Regions from separate parts of the Homo sapiens genome. Here region 2 is linked to region 1. The links are chromatin contacts, found by Hi-C or POLR2A ChIA-PET in ENCODE. All regions are on one chromosome and are shown on one strand. The core of a region is the stretch at or near the end of the contact, and the rest is flanking DNA. Distances in the headings are between cores, read along the strand shown. Region 1 overlaps LATS2 (large tumor suppressor kinase 2). Region 2 has its middle 19 kb from the start of LATS2.

Evidence for each region. Hi-C counts contacts between places; a loop is a spot of excess contacts on that map. ChIA-PET counts read pairs that join two places held with the same protein, here RNA polymerase II (POLR2A). Pooled maps may share reads with other maps.
Region 2: a loop to region 1 is called in a map of endothelial cell of umbilical vein, with 7 times the contacts of the local background. The contact joins two enhancer-like sites. A Hi-C loop is called at or near these places in 3 of 168 maps with a recorded cell type or tissue (endothelial cell of umbilical vein, naive thymus-derived CD4-positive, alpha-beta T cell and spleen) and 5 of 50 pooled maps. POLR2A ChIA-PET finds 5 or more read pairs at or near these places in 7 of 52 experiments (AG04450, BJ, H1 and 4 more).

What each region holds. Positions count from the first base shown.
Region 1 is chr13:21,035,079-21,042,934 of GRCh38, forward strand. All of the region lies in intron 2 of LATS2 (large tumor suppressor kinase 2), which reads right to left. It also overlaps the pseudogene RNU4-9P. Among named protein-coding and RNA genes, the nearest start is that of LATS2, 23 kb to the right of the region's middle. RefSeq lists enhancers at 410-1,234, 2,326-3,314. Within about 2 kb of position 4,198, at least 5 of the 41 ENCODE cell types and tissues checked have a DNase peak (open chromatin) inside an H3K27ac peak, as active enhancers do; they include endothelial cell of umbilical vein, where a contact is called at or near this core.
Region 2 is chr13:21,076,330-21,084,185 of GRCh38, forward strand. No RefSeq gene overlaps it. Among named protein-coding and RNA genes, the nearest start is that of LATS2, 19 kb to the left of the region's middle. Within about 2 kb of position 3,547, at least 5 of the 41 ENCODE cell types and tissues checked have a DNase peak (open chromatin) inside an H3K27ac peak, as active enhancers do; they include endothelial cell of umbilical vein, where a contact is called at or near this core.

The DNA of each region.
Region 1 (7,856 bases), core at 2,948-5,447:
AACCAAACAAAACCAAAACAAAACAAAAAAGCAAGAAAAGAAATCTAAAACGAGTAAAACCTAATATATAAAAAATTGCATGATGAATGTGGCTTTAATTCAAGAGCTATGAATTTCTGGCAAGTAAATTTTAAGGCCAAAATAAAGAGAAGCTGGGTAGTGACTATGATAATGGATGTGGCATTTTTTTTTTAATTTTGAAATTCATCATAACCCTAGTAAAAATAGTTCTAAAAGAGAGCATTGTTAAATGCCATAAAACATTCTATTTCCTTGTTGGTTTTTCCCCTATTTACATCCTTGTTGGTTTTCTCTATTTACATCCACAAATGGTTTGGCAATGACAGAAACAGTTTAAATGAAGCCCCCACACAGAATTGCATGCAGACTGGAGACCCAGAACTCGGAGCCCCTCTCCCAGGGCCCCATCCATCAAGCCAGGCAAAATTGGGGTTCCAGGCAACAAAAACCATCAATCTAGACTGTACATGAGTTCCCGCCTAGATCTCTACAACCACATGACAGCAAATAATCTCAGCAGTAAACGTTTGGTGTGACACAACAGGCATTAAGTGAACAATATTTATGATCTCCAATATTTTTCACATTATAGCCCACATAAAAAATGCTAATATCTGTACTGCACACTGGGATAGAAGAGCAGGTTGCTCGCAGTGGAGGGACCCAGCTCCCAAAGGGCTGCAGGGACCAACACCACAGCACGCAAGTAGCCAGTGATTCCTAGAGCCCACCTAGGACCTGCGCCACTCACAAAGGTAAGTCATTCAGGGAGCAGAGAAAAGGCATTTCCTCAAAAGCCCCCTTCCCCTTTTTTCGGGGAACAGAGTCTTGCTCTGTCGCCCAGGCTGGAGTGCAGTGGCACGATCTTGGCTCACTGCAACCTCTGCTTCCCAGGTTCAAGTGATTCTCGTGCCTCAGCCTCCTGAGTAGCTGGGACTACAAGCGTGTGACACCACACCTGGATAATTTTTGTATTTTTAATAGACGGGTTTCACCATGTTGGCCAGAGTGGTCTCGAACACCCGACCTCGGATGATCCACCCCCCTCAGCCTCCCGAAGTGCTGGGATTACAGGCGTGAGCCACCGCACCTGGCTTAATTTTTGTATTTTTAGTAGAGACAGGGTTTCATCATGTTGGCCAGGCTATTATCAAACTCCTGACCTGACAAGATCCAACCACCTCAACCTCCCAAAGGGCTGGGATTACAGGTGTGAGCCACTGTGCCTGGCCAAAAGCCCATTTTAACAGGAAAGTGGGTCCAGTCTCAGGCACTTAATAAGAGCCTCCCTACTCACCGCCAAAATGAGAGCTTTCTAGTACTTAAAAGTGGAGAACTATTACCACTTTCTATTATCACACACATCCATTACTGCAATTAAGAACACAAAGCCCAGCCCTTGCGGTGGCTCACGCCTGTAATCCCAGCACTTTGGGAGGCCGAGGTGGGCAGATCACGAGGTCAGGAGTTCAAGACCAGACTCACCAACATGGTGAAACCCCGTCTCTACTAAAAATACAAAAATTAGCCCGGCATGGTGGCGCGTGCCTGTAATCCCAGCTACTCAAGAGGCTGAAGCAGGAGAATTGCTTGAACCTGGGACACGGAGGTTACAGTGAGCCAAGATGGCACCACTGCACTCCAGCCTGGGCGACAGAGCAAAACTCCGTCTCAAAACAACAACAACAACAACAAAAAACAACAACAAAAAAGCCAACTATTAAACTGACAGTTGCTTCTAGTTTTTAGTAGTAGTAGTGATAATATTCATCGTTAGCAGGGTTGGAAGTATAAATTCAATTGAATGATTTTTAAAAACCCACTTGGCAATACAAATAAGAATGGTAAAAATGCTCTCAACATTTACGCTAGTAATTCCATTCCTAAAATGTATTCTAAGGAAGTCAGTAATATCCATAAGAAGGTGTGTAGAAGAATGTTCATGACCAGCTCTTTACAATAAATTATGGGACATCTATTTGAACAATGGAATACAATGCAAATGTTAAAAATCATATTTTAGGACCGGGTGTGGCGGCTCAGGCCTGTAATCTCAGCACTCCGGGAGGCCAAGGCATGTGGATCACCTGAGGTCAGGAGTTCTAGACCAGCCTGGCCAACATGGTGAAACCCCATCTCTACAAAAATACAAAAATTAGCCAGGCATGACGGTGGGTGCCTGTAATTCCAGCTACTCAGGAGGCTGACGGGGGAGAATCGCTTGAACCCCAGAGGGGGAGGTTGCAGTAAGCCAGATCATGCCATTGCATTCCAGCCTGGGCAACACAGCAAGACTCCATCTCAAAAATCATAATAATTTTAAAAATCATATTTTAAAAGACTATTCAATGGAATGAAAATGTTTATGACGTAATGCTTGTCTCTGTGCTTCTCTGTTAGGTGTTTTTGAGAGCTTGCACAGTTCTGGGTCTTAGAAAGTGGCGACTAGAACAAAGCCACTGTCTCACAGGCCTTAAAATCTACAAAGGGAGACGCACAAACTACTTAACAGCAGATTCTGATAAACACTGGGGGAGAAAATTATGGTGTCACGGGAGAGAACGAGGGACCTAATTTTGACTGGAGGCTCAGAAAAGGCTTTTCTGAATCACAGACCCAAAGATGAGCCCTGAGGGAGAAGTGGGCCTGGTCCCGCAGCAGGGCCAGCACTGGGCAGCCTGAGAGACAGGCAGAGTGGGCAGGGCCAGGGTGGTCAGGACCAGGGCGGGTAGGGCCAGGGTGGGCCTGCCAGCAGCTGGGATCCTGCAGCTACAGGTGGGTCCTGTCCGCCAACTCCCAGGCACCATCCTGAGGCCAGAGAAAAGGTTTCCAGAAGGGAAATGACAGAATCTTCCCTTTTCAGAATGAGGGGGGCTAGACACGGTGGCCCACGTTTGTAGTCCCAGCTACCTGGGTGGACCGCTTGAGCCCAGGAGGTCGAGGCTGCAGTAAGCCATGATCATGCCACCACACTCCAGTCTGGGTGACAAAGCAAGACCCTGTCTCAAAAACCGAAACAAAACAAATCAGACTGAGGAGGGTACTGTGCAGGGAAGGCCGGAGAAAGACGCAGAAGGGGCAACCAGGAGCCACCAAGATCCCAGGAGCAAAGGTGGAGCCTGTACCGGGGGCAGGAGAGGCCAGTGCATGAGGTGCTTCCGAGGAGAACTGACTGGGGTGATCTGATGGGCTACAGGACCTCAATTCTGTTACACAAAAAGTGTGTGTGTGGTATATGTATTATATAGTTTAATATATAATTCCATCTTTTTTTTTTAATTTAAAAAAATAGACAGGGTCTTGCTGTTGCCCAGGCTGGCCTTGAACTTATAAGCTCAAGCAATCCTCCTGCCTCAGCCGACCAGACTGTTGAGATTACAGGTGTGAGTCACTGCACCCCACCTATTTTATCTCTCTCTTTCTTTTCAGTCTCTGTAGAGACTGTCAAAAATCGCCAGTGCTGACTACATTTCAAGTTGTTATGGTGGGGTATTGGAAAGTTTCCAATTAGCAATAATCGCACCTTGGACAAACTTCATTGGCTATGACACTGCCACTGTGCAAAGCTTTATCTATTTTTGTAATTAGAAAAAAGTTGTGCAGTTTTATACCAACATGTTAACAGCAGTCTTACCAGGTGGCCGAGGCGGGCGGATCACCTGAGGTCAGGAGTTCTAGACCAGCCTGACCATCATGGAGAAACCCCGTCTCTATTAAAAATACAAAAAAATTAGCCGGGCGTGGTGGTGCATGCCTGTAATCCCAGCTCCTCGGGAGGCTGAGGCATGGCGCATTGCTTGAACCCGCGAGGCGGAGGTTGTAATGAGCTGAGATCACCCCACTGCACTCCAGCCTAGGCACAGAGTGAGATTCCATCTCAAGAAAACAAAAACAAAAACTAGGAGCAAGGCTTAAGGGGAGAGGGGATTATGACACAGAGGGGTATGCTTTGCTTGTGTCTTGTCAAAGTAATTTAAATTCCTACATTAAAAAGGTATGTGGTGTGCCTTCTGGAAGAGCCAAATTTAATTTGAAAGCCACTAAGAAAAAAAAAGGGGAAAAGGCAAGGAACTGCTACACCCAAAAGCCATTGTAATACAATTTCCTGTTACATGACCGACATTCCTAAACTTAAGTGTTTCTTTCTTCCTTCTCCTCTTATTAATATTTCAGCACGCGTGTTCAGTAACACCAAACGGTGGTTCCCTTTCAAGAGGAAGTGAGAAAGAGGAAATGTACATGTTATCTAAATTCCTTTTATCTTTTTCATTAGCAAAATATCTTTAGTACAATGAAGAATCCTGTGGCAGGATCTTGTCACCAAGACAAAGGGCTAGGAGATTAGTGTTACCATTTCTCTATAGCTTTTTTGGTGATGCATATTGTTAGAATTAAGCCAAATAAATATCCCGAGGAGATCTGCATTTCTGGTTAGCATCTTTTCCAGTGTCTGACAACTGAGGTGAGGGTTTTGGCTGGACTAGTACACAGAACTTTCACTGGTGAGCAAGCACTGATTGAGCACATGCTCTGCAACATGGGAGGCCTTGTGGGCACAGAGGGATAAACTCCCAAGATCCAGGCCTCCAGAGACACTGCCTAAGACAGGGAGAGCAAGACGGGAACATGACAATCTGCCAACACAATGCCCAATGCATGGAGCATCCTTGGGGTTAGAAATAAATTTCTGAGGCCAGGCAAGGCAGCTCACACCTGTAATCCCAGCACTTTAGGAAGCTGAGGGTGAGTGGATCCCCTGAGGTCAGGAGTTCGAGACCAACCTGACCAACATAGTGAAATCCCATCTCTACTAAAAATACAAAATTAGCTGGGCGTGGTGGCGCATGCCTGTAATCCCAGCTACTTGGGAGGCTGAGGCAGGAGAATCACTTGAATCCGGAAGGCAGAGGTTGCAGTAAGCCGAGATAGCTCCATTGTATTCCAGCCTGGGCAATAAGAGCGAAACTCCATCTCAAAAAAAAAAAAAAGAAAGAAAGAAATTTCTGACCAGGCATGGTGGCCCACGCCAGTAATCCCAGTACTTTGGGAGGCTGAGGCAGGCGTATCGCTTCAGACTAGGAGTTCAAGACCACCGTGGGCAACATGGTGAAACCCCGTCTCTACAAAAAATAGAAAAATTAGCCAGACATGGTGATGTGCGCCTGTGGTCTCAGTTACTTTGGAGGTTGAGGCGGAGAATTGCTTGAGCCCAGGTCAAGGCTACAGTGAGCCGAGATTGCGCCACTGCACTACAGCCTCGGCGACAGACCTTGTCTCAAAAAAAAAAAAAAAGAAAGAAAAAGAAAAAGAAAGAAATGTCTTTGCTGTGGAAGTTTGAATAGGAACAGCTCGATCCAGGTGGAAGAACCAGGAAGAGCCTGTGTAAAAAGGAATCTGAGTGGAATCACAGAAGCTACTAGAATCCAGATAGGTGGTGATACTTCCAACCAACGAAATCATATGTCAGAGAGACCCAAAGTAAGCAAGCGGGAAGAGCTGTCTGGGAGGCCATGCTGTGTGGCTGAGACACTGCAGAGAGCTCCTCTGTAGAGGGGAGCATGTGGGGAGGATAAGACCAGGGTCTGGGAGGCCCCAGGAGCTGCAGCAGAGCCAAGGTGGGAGTCAGGCTGGCCAGCTGCCAGGGACGTGGGGGGCAGCCATGTATGGATGCCCAGGGAATGAGAGGAGGGGAGAGGGACCCTGATAAACTCCATGCCCCACAGACATGAGGGAAAGGAGAAGCAACCCCTATGAGGATGGAAATGAGAAAAGAATTCTTATCTGAGGAATCTGAGTCCTTTTAAATTATTAGGCCCAGAGAGACATTAAACTGAGAGAACAATCACATTCTACTTCCCCCTTGAGGCATGTGTTCACCTTTTTTTTTTTCTGAGGCAGAGTCTCGCTCTGTCGCCCAGGCTGGAGTACAGTGGCACGATCTGGGCTCACTGCAAGCTCCGCCTCCTGGGTTCACACCATTCTCCTGCCTCAGCCTCCAGAGTAGCTGGGACTACAGGCGCCCGCCACCATGCCCGGCTAATTTTTTGTATTTTTAGTACAGACAGGGTTTCACCATGTTAGCCAGGATGGTCTCGACCTCCTGACCTCATGATCTGCCCGCCTTGGCCTCCCAAAGTGCTGGGATTACAGGTGTGAGCCACCGCGCCTGGCCCACTCCCTTTTCTTATTAAGCAGATGGCCCCTGATTCACTGAGCAGCTGGTGTGGACACTGTTCTCAGGAAGGCTGCCTCTCAGTGCACATCCTGACCACTGGCTGTCTTCTTTATGCCCTTCCTTATTTGATCTAATATAATCAGTTTATCAGTTTGTTTGTTTACATTTCTTCCCTAACCTCATTCCATTAAAGTTTTAAATCACTTAAACATGATAAAGTGGGGGGAAAGAACTGGATTAATCAGGATTAGGAAATTACAGCTGACACAATATTCAGGACCAGGAAAATGTATCAATGCTGAGCCACAGACTGGGCACCCCTCAGCAGATCAGAGGGAGGGTGGACAGGCAGGATACAGGTCATCCACAGAGAAAAAGCCCATGCCAGTTTCTCAAGGAAAGCAGAACCCTTTCCTAGCACTCGCATCCAAACAAAGTTCTCACATAAGTCTTCCTAGAGGGGACACCATGTGATAAAGTGCTTTGCTATTCTAAGGGGTCCAGGGGGCCATGGGCCTCCCCTGGGAGTTACTGAATTGGAACCTCACCCTCACAGGACTCATAGGCACCATCCTGAGTGCTATAATTAAGAACAGTGAGTGCAGTGAGCTGACGACACCCCCACCTACCCACACCATGCAGATGTTCCCCCTATAACCCACTGCAACCAGAGAGAAAACAAGTCCCAGGCTTCCGCAGAACAGAAATATTTTGCATATTTAAATGCAAACTTAAATGATCACTTATGCCAATAACTATCCAATGCTCAAAATATGATACTCATAACCAAAAAACTTACCTTTCCAATTCCTTAAATCTATATTTAAAGAGCAGCTCCTCCCATAAGAAATATTAATCTAGTGGCCTAGTTTTTTTCTACAGGAATTTTTGTAAGTTTTCAGTAATTTATGTGCAAAAGACTAATAAACATATCATTTGACATACACATTATATCCTTACACAGAAAATACCCTTGAGTCTTTTACTTTTTCCAGAAATTTCCATTTTAAAGTATTTTAATTAAAAATATACCCAAACATGCTAGTTACATGGGTGGGTTTAATATGCAAAAATTCACTATGCTGTGTGCTTAGAAATTGTGCACTTTTAAAGTAAATTTTACTTTAATTAAAAGTTAAGGCTGGGTGTGGTGGCTTGAACTTATAATTCCAGCACTTTTGGAGGTTAAGGCCGCTTGAGTCTGGAAGTTCCAGTCCAGCCTGGGTAACATAGTGAGATGCCATCTCTAGAAAAAATTTTGAAAACTGGCCAGACGTGGTGGCACGCCTGTAGTCCCAGCTACTTCAGAGGCTGAGGTAGGAGGATTGCTTGAGCCTGGAAGGTCGAGGCTGCAGTGAGCATTGACCTCACCACCACACTCCAGACTGTACAACAGAGCAAAACCCTCTTAAACAGACAAAACAGTAGGAGTGGCTGGGCATGGTAACTCACGCCTGTAATCCCAGCACTTTGGGAGGCCTAAGAGGGCGGATCACAAGGTCAGGAGATTGAGTCCATCCTGGCTAACACGAAACCCGTCTCTACTAAAAATACAAAAAATTAGCCGGGCGTGGTGGTGGGTGCCTGTAATCCCAGCTACTCAGGAGGCTGAGGCAGGAGAATTGCTTGAACCTGGGAGGCAGAAGTTGCAGTGAGCCGA
Region 2 (7,856 bases), core at 2,297-4,796, 41 kb after region 1:
AAAAACTCCAGTCTGGGTCATGTTCGCCTTTAGACACTAAGTCATGAAACCACTTACATCTTCAGGAGGAAGGGCACGTGGAGGCTGCAGTCGTCGCACAGTGCAGGGGCGGAGGGGCGGTGGCTGAGGCTGCAGGGAGGAGAGGGGAGGCCCGGGGGTGGGGGGGCGGCCCAGCCAGGCCCTGTGAGAAGGGAAGGATGGAAGTCACTGGAAGGCTTAAGGGGGCGAAACTTGATGTTATAAAGAGAACGCTGTGGCCGGGAGCGGTGGCTCACGCCTTTAATCCCAACGCTTTGGGAGGCCAAGGCGGTGTGATCGCGTGAGGTTGGGAGTTCGAGACCAGCCTGACCAACGTGGAGAAACCACGTCTCTACTAAAAATACAAAATTAGCCGGGCAGGGTGGCTCATGCCTGTAATCCCAGCTACTCAGGAGGCTCAGGCAGGAGAATCGCTTGAACCCGGGAGGCGGAGGTTGCGGTGAGCTGAGATCACGCCATTGCACTCCAGCCTGGGCAACAAGAGCGAAGCTCCTCAAAAATAAATTAATAATAAATAAAATAAAGAGCACGCTGAGGCAGGGCTCACATCCATAATCCCAGAAGTTTGGGAGGCAGTGGAGGGCAGATCGCTTGAGGCCACGCATTTCAGACCAGCCTGGGCAACATAGCAAGACCCCATCTCTACAAAAAATACAAAAATTCCCCGGGCATGATGGTGCGGGCCTCCGGTCCCAGCTACTTGGGAGACTGAGGCTGAAGGATTGCTTGAGCCTAGGAGGTTGAGGCTGCAGTGGAGCCGAGATTGCCGCTCTGCACTCCAGCTTGGGCGACAGAACCAGAACCTGTAAAAAGAAAAAAAAAACAGCAAAAAAAAAACACCCCAAAACCGCACTCTGGCTACTGAGTGGGAGCAGCAGTTGTGGGGAAGAGGCAAGCGGAAGTAGACAGAGCCGAGGTCCCATGGCAGCTGAGCACCGAGGGTGAGGGCTTCTCAGGGCAGGCCCTGGTAGTCAGCTAGGGAAAGCTCTGCCAACATCGGGATCCTAAACAACAGGAGTTCACTCCTCTCACACTCATGGAGGCTGGAAATCCGGAACCAAGGTGTGGGTAGGCTGGGCTCCTGTGAGGCCGAGGGAGGATCTGTTTCAGGCCTTTCTCCTAGCTTGACGTCTCCTGGTCATCTCAGGCATTACCTGGCTGGCTGGTTGCTGTCTTCTCCCTGTAACTTTCTCCTTTCTTCCCTTTCCTTCCTTTTTCTTTTCTCTCCCTCTCGCTTTCGACAGGGTCTTGCTCTGTTGCCCAGGCTGGAGTGTAGTGGCCCAATCTCGGCTCACTGCAGCCTCTATCTCCTGGCCTCAAGTGATACTCCCGACTCAGCCTCCTGAGTGCTGGGATCCCAGGTGCGCGCCACCGCACCTGGCCCCGCCTTCCCTTTTGAATGTCTTCCGGATGCAGCCTTGGCACTTTCTCTAGCCATCCCCTCCTTTGGTTCCCAGGCCCAGCTCTCCCTTCTCCCTCAAACCGGATCCAGCCCTCCTGCACCCCGGCCTGTGTGCAGCCGCAGGAGAGGAGTAAGCCAGCCTCTCGCGTGCGGTGCTCTCTGCATAGGTTTAGTGGTGGGGACCAACACGCGAGCTGGCGCTTTCCGTGCGAGCCCAGCATCAGGCGGAGGCCCAGGGCCAACCGGACTCTGAACAAAGGGAGCCGACAAATGAGAAAGCAAAGGTACCTCAGAGACTACGAAGCCCTTCAGATGGAAATGGTCATCTCCCAACAGCCTCTCTGGACCACTGCCTGCAAGCCCGGCCCACACATCTTGGACCCAGGCTGGAGACACAGACAGCCAGGTGTTGATGCCCACGCGCAGCTCCAAGACCCCGGGGAGCCTCCGCCAGGCCGGAACCTGCGCCAGGCTTCTCTGGAACCTTCTCTCCAGGACGCTCTTCTGCGGTTACTGAAAAAGGGAGTCTACATGAATTAATAAGTGAAGGTGAGGAAGGGAGGGAGGGAGGGAAGGAGGGAGGGAGGACGGAAGGAAGGAAGGAAGGAAGGAAAGAGGGAGGGAAGGAAGCGGGGGAGGGACGGAGGGCCTTACCTCCTACTTGACAACAGCTCCATGGCAGGGATTATTTTAGTCTTGGTTCCATCCCAGCACCTAGAAAAGGGCCTGGCAAGTAGGAGGTGATCAATAAATGTGATAGAACAATTGAAATTAATGACTTTCTAAAGAACCAATCAGGCAAGTGACGTGAACTCATGGTTCCTTCAGCTGCCCAGGAATGCTGTGTATGTGTTTCTGTTTATTTTCCAGATGGTTTTGATTCTTAATAGTTTTCCCACTTATTGCTCTGAAAGCTCCCATTGCTCTTGTCTTAAAACTCCTCCCATTCCTGCCACTTCCTTCAGGAAGCCTTTCCTGATCTTATATTGCAAGCATATGGCCTCTGGTCTGGGAGGCAGCTGAGCATCTGGGAAAGACCCGGGCTTTGGAGCCAACACATTTCGCTGGTTGTGAGATCTTAACCAAGTTTCTTAAAACGTCAAAGCCTTGTTTTTCTCATTTGTAAAGCAGGTATTTATATCTGTTTCTTAGTGATACGAGGATCAAATGAGGTAGTACATGTGAAGTGCCTGGCATGTGGTAGGTGTTCATTGAATAAATAAACCTTTTATCCAAAGAAAAATTGGGAAGAGCTGGAGCTTACCAAGTATCAACAGAGTGAAAAGATTATTTTAGAAGGAAAGATAAAGCCAATAACCTTTCTGTGAATTTTAAGTCTAGTGAATCAAATTATTAACATCAAATTTGGGGAGGGAAATGCATTTCTACGGAAGGTAATGGCACCATATGCTGCCAATTAAAGCCCATAGCTGTGCGTTCCTAGGATTGTGAACAGAACATCTAAAAAAAGGCATTTATGATGATCTTAAGTAAGGCATAGTTGTGACAAACATCCCGCTGATATTGAATAGTTTTTAAAATAAAACTACTTAGCTATATTAAATTCTGCATGCTGTACATGCCAGAAATCTAAAAGAATTTGGGGACTTTGAATGGAATTTCCCTAACCTTAGGAAGGAACACCACAACTTGAACATCACCACTGCCAACTGTGGAATTAATTCTAAGCCATTCTAGGGCCTGAAAGTGTTTTGTTTGGCGAGAATAGAGCAATATATTATGGAGGATCTCTGAAATTCAGGGTTCTGGTTCAGGGATAATCCTAGTTTTTCTTTAACGCTATCATACAAAGAGAAGAAACATAGGATTTACAGGTTAGACTGGAAAATACGAGAAGATGACTTTGAACTTGCTGGTATCCCATGTATTATGTTACCACTTCACCCTTTTTGGAGGTTTGTTTTTACATCCATCACGTAATTAACTGAATTGATCAAATTCATGCTATCCTTTGTCAAGAGAAGACCTACACACACACACACACGTGTGTGTGTGCACGACGGCCTCTCTCTCCGCTGGAAATTAGAGGTGAGAGTGGTTCAGGCAGGCAGCTCCCTGCAACATGCTCTGTGAGGCAACATCCCGTTTGGTCAGTTCACATACCCAAAAGAATGTGTCACTGCAAAACTCAGAATGTCAGGAAACTGAGACTATGGGTGAGGAGAAATGGTCAAATGATTTCAATTCCTTCCTTGAGAAGCAATTCCTCACACCACGGAGAATGCTCAGAGGAATTTGCTCTTTCACTTCAGGAAACAGTCCTCCTATCTAATGGGCATTATCACAAATGCCAGTGGGCTGACCCAGGACAAATGACAGTTCGAGGGGCTCAGCCCTGAAAATTCCCTGGCAGTGCTGGACGTTAATCTGCAATGAAGTCATCACATGTGAGTTCTACAAAAAAGCACAAATGACAAAACACTGACGTACGGGCTTTCATTTGTGTAGAAAACAAACACTTGTCTGCTCAGCTGAAAACAAATCTCGTATTTAAAGTTGCGTTCATTGCTCTGTGCTAAATGCTGAGCATAAATCTGGGCAACGCAGGGGTAATAAAACAGCCATTTGGGTGAAAGCTCTCCTAGCCTCTTTGGCATATAGTTGCTGTGTTCTTTAAAATGCCTTCAAGATCCCATAATAATATAATAGTTAGTTTCTGTAGGTGTGCCAGTTAATAAGATTGTCTAGGACTGGATGTCAGCCAATAGCATCTACTGAGCACTTTTGTACTATGAAGTGAACGAGCAGAATAGACTGATGGAGAGAGCCCCCCCATAGGAGAGAGGTAATGACAGGATGCCTTTTATAGAGCAACAGAACAACAAGAAACTCAATGTAATACGCTGACAAAGCAAGGGCTTAAGTGCTCAGAGGATATCATATAGAAATCCAGCGCTCCATTGGAATCTAAAGTTCAAATGGGGCCAGCTGTACAGAAATCACAAACGAGGAACTCAGGGGCAGCTCTGGTGGACAGTTTGCATGGTTCCTGGGCTTGGAAACATAATTTTAAAATAGCAACCCAAAAATTAGCTTCAGAGAGCTAGCTATTTCACCCCCAAAATCTGGAAGGCAGAAATAAATATTTTTTCTTATTGAATTCTAAAAAGAAAAATATGCTTTTGTTAAACTGCTATTGGTAAGAAGAAAAAAAAATCAGTTTGTGTGACTGCACAGTTAACTGATATTTGGTTTGAAGACAAATTACCACTTAAGGTTGTGGTATTTGATAGCGATAAGACAGAAGGTATGAACAAGTGGAATATGAATTTAAAAATCAATTCAACGATTTATGCTTGACCTCACAGCCTTGTTTGTTTGTTTGTAGAAGTGGTCTAATTATTGACTGGTAAATTAATAAAATTTACCATTCCCAGCAAACAAAATATACAATAGGTTAATATGTAAATAACACTGTGCCAAATCACAGTTTTTTGTGAAGGTGAAGGGAAAGGCTTCATCATCACTTCCTGAACACAGGTCTGGGTTCACCCAAAGGGAGCTGACAAATGAGACAGCAAAGGCACCTTTCACCAGGGTGGTGAAAACCTTGATTGTATCCTAGACTGGGATAAGAGAAACTCTGTTCATTTGTAATTCACAGACTGGGGCTGGAATCTTCAAACGGTATTGTCTGTAGGCATAGTCGGAGGAGCTTGTTAAAAAAGCACATTCCTTAATCACTTATCTCAGAGATTCTGAGTACAAAATCTGCGATGGCTCGGGCCAGGCGCGGTGGCTCATGGCTGTAATCCCAGCACTTTGGGAGGCCCAGGTGGGCAGAGCATGAGGTCAGGAGATCGAGACCATCCTGGCTAACACGGTGAAACCCCGTCTCTAGTAAAAATACAAAAAATTAGCTGGGCCTGGTGGCAGGCACCTGTAGTCCCAGCTACTGGGGTGGCTGAGGCAGGAGAATGGCGTGAACCCGGGAGGCGGAGCTTGCAGTAAGCTGAGATTGCGCCACTGCACTCCAGCCTGGGTGACAGAGTGAGACTCCATCTCAAAAAAAAAAAAAAAAAAAAAATGTGATGGCTCCAGACAGGTCCATTTCATTTTTAGTGAAAATTTTATTTTATTTTATTTTATTTTATTTTATTTTATTTTATTTTGAGACAGAGTCTCAGTCTGTTGCCCAGGCTGGAGTGCAGCCATGCAATCTTGGCTCACTGCAACCTCCGCCTCCCAGCTTCAAGCAATTCTCCTAACTCAGCCTCCTGAGTAGCTGGGACTACAGGTGCACACCACCACGCCCGGCTAATTTTTTTGCATTTTTAAGTAGAAACGGGATTTTGCCACATTGGCCAGGCTGCTCACGAACTCCTGACCTCAGGGCATCCGCCCGCCTCAGCCTCCCAAAGTGCTGGAATTACAGGCATGAGCTACCACATCTGGCCTTTAGTGGAAATTTCAAAGCATTCACAAAAGTAAAGAGATTAATATTATGAACCCACATGCCCATCACCCTGCTTCAACAATTAACAACTGATGATTCTTGCCTGCCTCCACTGCCCCATTATTCTGAAGCAAATCTCAGATATCATTTTTGTCTGTATTTCAGTATTTATTTCTAAAAAATAAGGACATTAAAAAATAAAAGGTATCCAGATTAGAAAGGAAGAAGTAAAATTATATTGATTTCATGTGACATGATCTTCTCCATAGAAAACCTAAATAATACACATGTACACACACAAAACTATTAGACCTAATAAATGAGTCCAGTAGCAGGATAGAAAGGCAATAAGTAAAAATCAATGGTATTTCTATACACTAGCAGTGGAGCAATCTCATCTTAGTCCATTTTATGTTGCTATATCAGAATAACTGAGACTGGGTAATTTATAAAGAAAAGAGGTTTATTTAGCTTATGATTCTGCAGGCTGGAAAGTTCAGGGGTATGGCACTGGCTTCTTGTGATGACTTTTCTGCTGCACCGTAACATGGTAGAAAGTCAAAGGGAGAGGAGGTTTGTATGGAAAAGGGACCAAACAGGAGAAGAAACCTCATTTTATAACAACCTGGTCTCATAAGAATGAATCCATTCCTGAGAAAGCAAGAACTCCCTCACTCCCATAAGCTGGCCTTAGACTATTCCTGAGGGATCTTCCCCCATTATTTAAACACTTTCCACTAGGCCTCACCTCCCAACATCGCCACATTGGGAATCAAATTTCAACATGAATTTTGGTAGGGACAAACCACATCCAAACCATAGCAAATCTGAAAATAAAATTAATAAAAAAATCCACCTGATAACATCAAAAAGAGTAAAATACTTAGGGATAAATTAAAGCAAGAGGCATGAGACTTGTACACTGAAAACTGCAAAACGTTTTTGAAAGAAATTAAAGTACATAGACCTAAATAAATGGAAATACATCTTTGTTCATGGATTGAATAATTTAATATTGTTACAATGAAAGTAATTCCAAAATTGATCTACAGATTCAATGCAACCCAATCAAAATTCCAAATTTTGAATTATGGAAATGGATAAGCTGGCCTTAAAATTCATATGGAATTGCAAGGGACCAGAATAGCTAAAACAATCTTGAAGAAAAAAAGTTGAATTATTAATTTCAAACTCTACTACGAAACTACAGTAATCAAGATAGTATGATACTGGCATAAGAATAGAATCAATGGGCCAGGTGCAGTGGCTCACGCCTGTAATCTCATCACTTTGGGAGGCCGAGGCGGGCAGATCACGAGGTCAGGAGATCAAGACCATCCTGCCTAACAGGGTGAAACCCTGTCTCTGCTAAAAATACAAAAAATTAGCCGGGTGTGGTGGCACCTGCCTGTAATCCCAGCTACTCGGGAGGCTGAGGCAAGGAGAATCGGTTGAACCCGGGAGATGGAGGTTGCAGTGAGCTGAGATCGAGCCACTGCACTCCAGCCTGGGCAATAAAGCAAGACTCCGTCTCAAAAAACAAACAAACAAAAAACAAACAAACAAACAAAGAATAGAATCAATGGAATCAAATTAAGAGTCCACAAGTAAATCCATACATCTATTGCCAATTGATTTTTCTTTTTTTTGAGATGGAGTCTTGCTCTATTGCCCAGGCTGGAGTGCAGTGGCGTGATCTTGGCTCACTGCAACCTCTGCCTCCCGGGGTCAAGCAGTTCTCCTGCCTCAGCCTCCCGAGTAGCTGGGACTACAGCGTGCCACCACGCCTGGCTAATTTTGTGAATTTTTAGTAGAGACGGGGTTTCACTGTGTTGGCCAGGATGATCTCTATCTCCTGACTTTGTGATCCGCCCGCCTCAGCCTCCCAAAGTGCTGGAATTACAGGCATGAGCCACCGTGCCTGGACAACCAATTGATTTTTCATAAGGGCACCTAGACAATTCACTGGAGAAAAAAATAGTCATTTCAACAAATGGT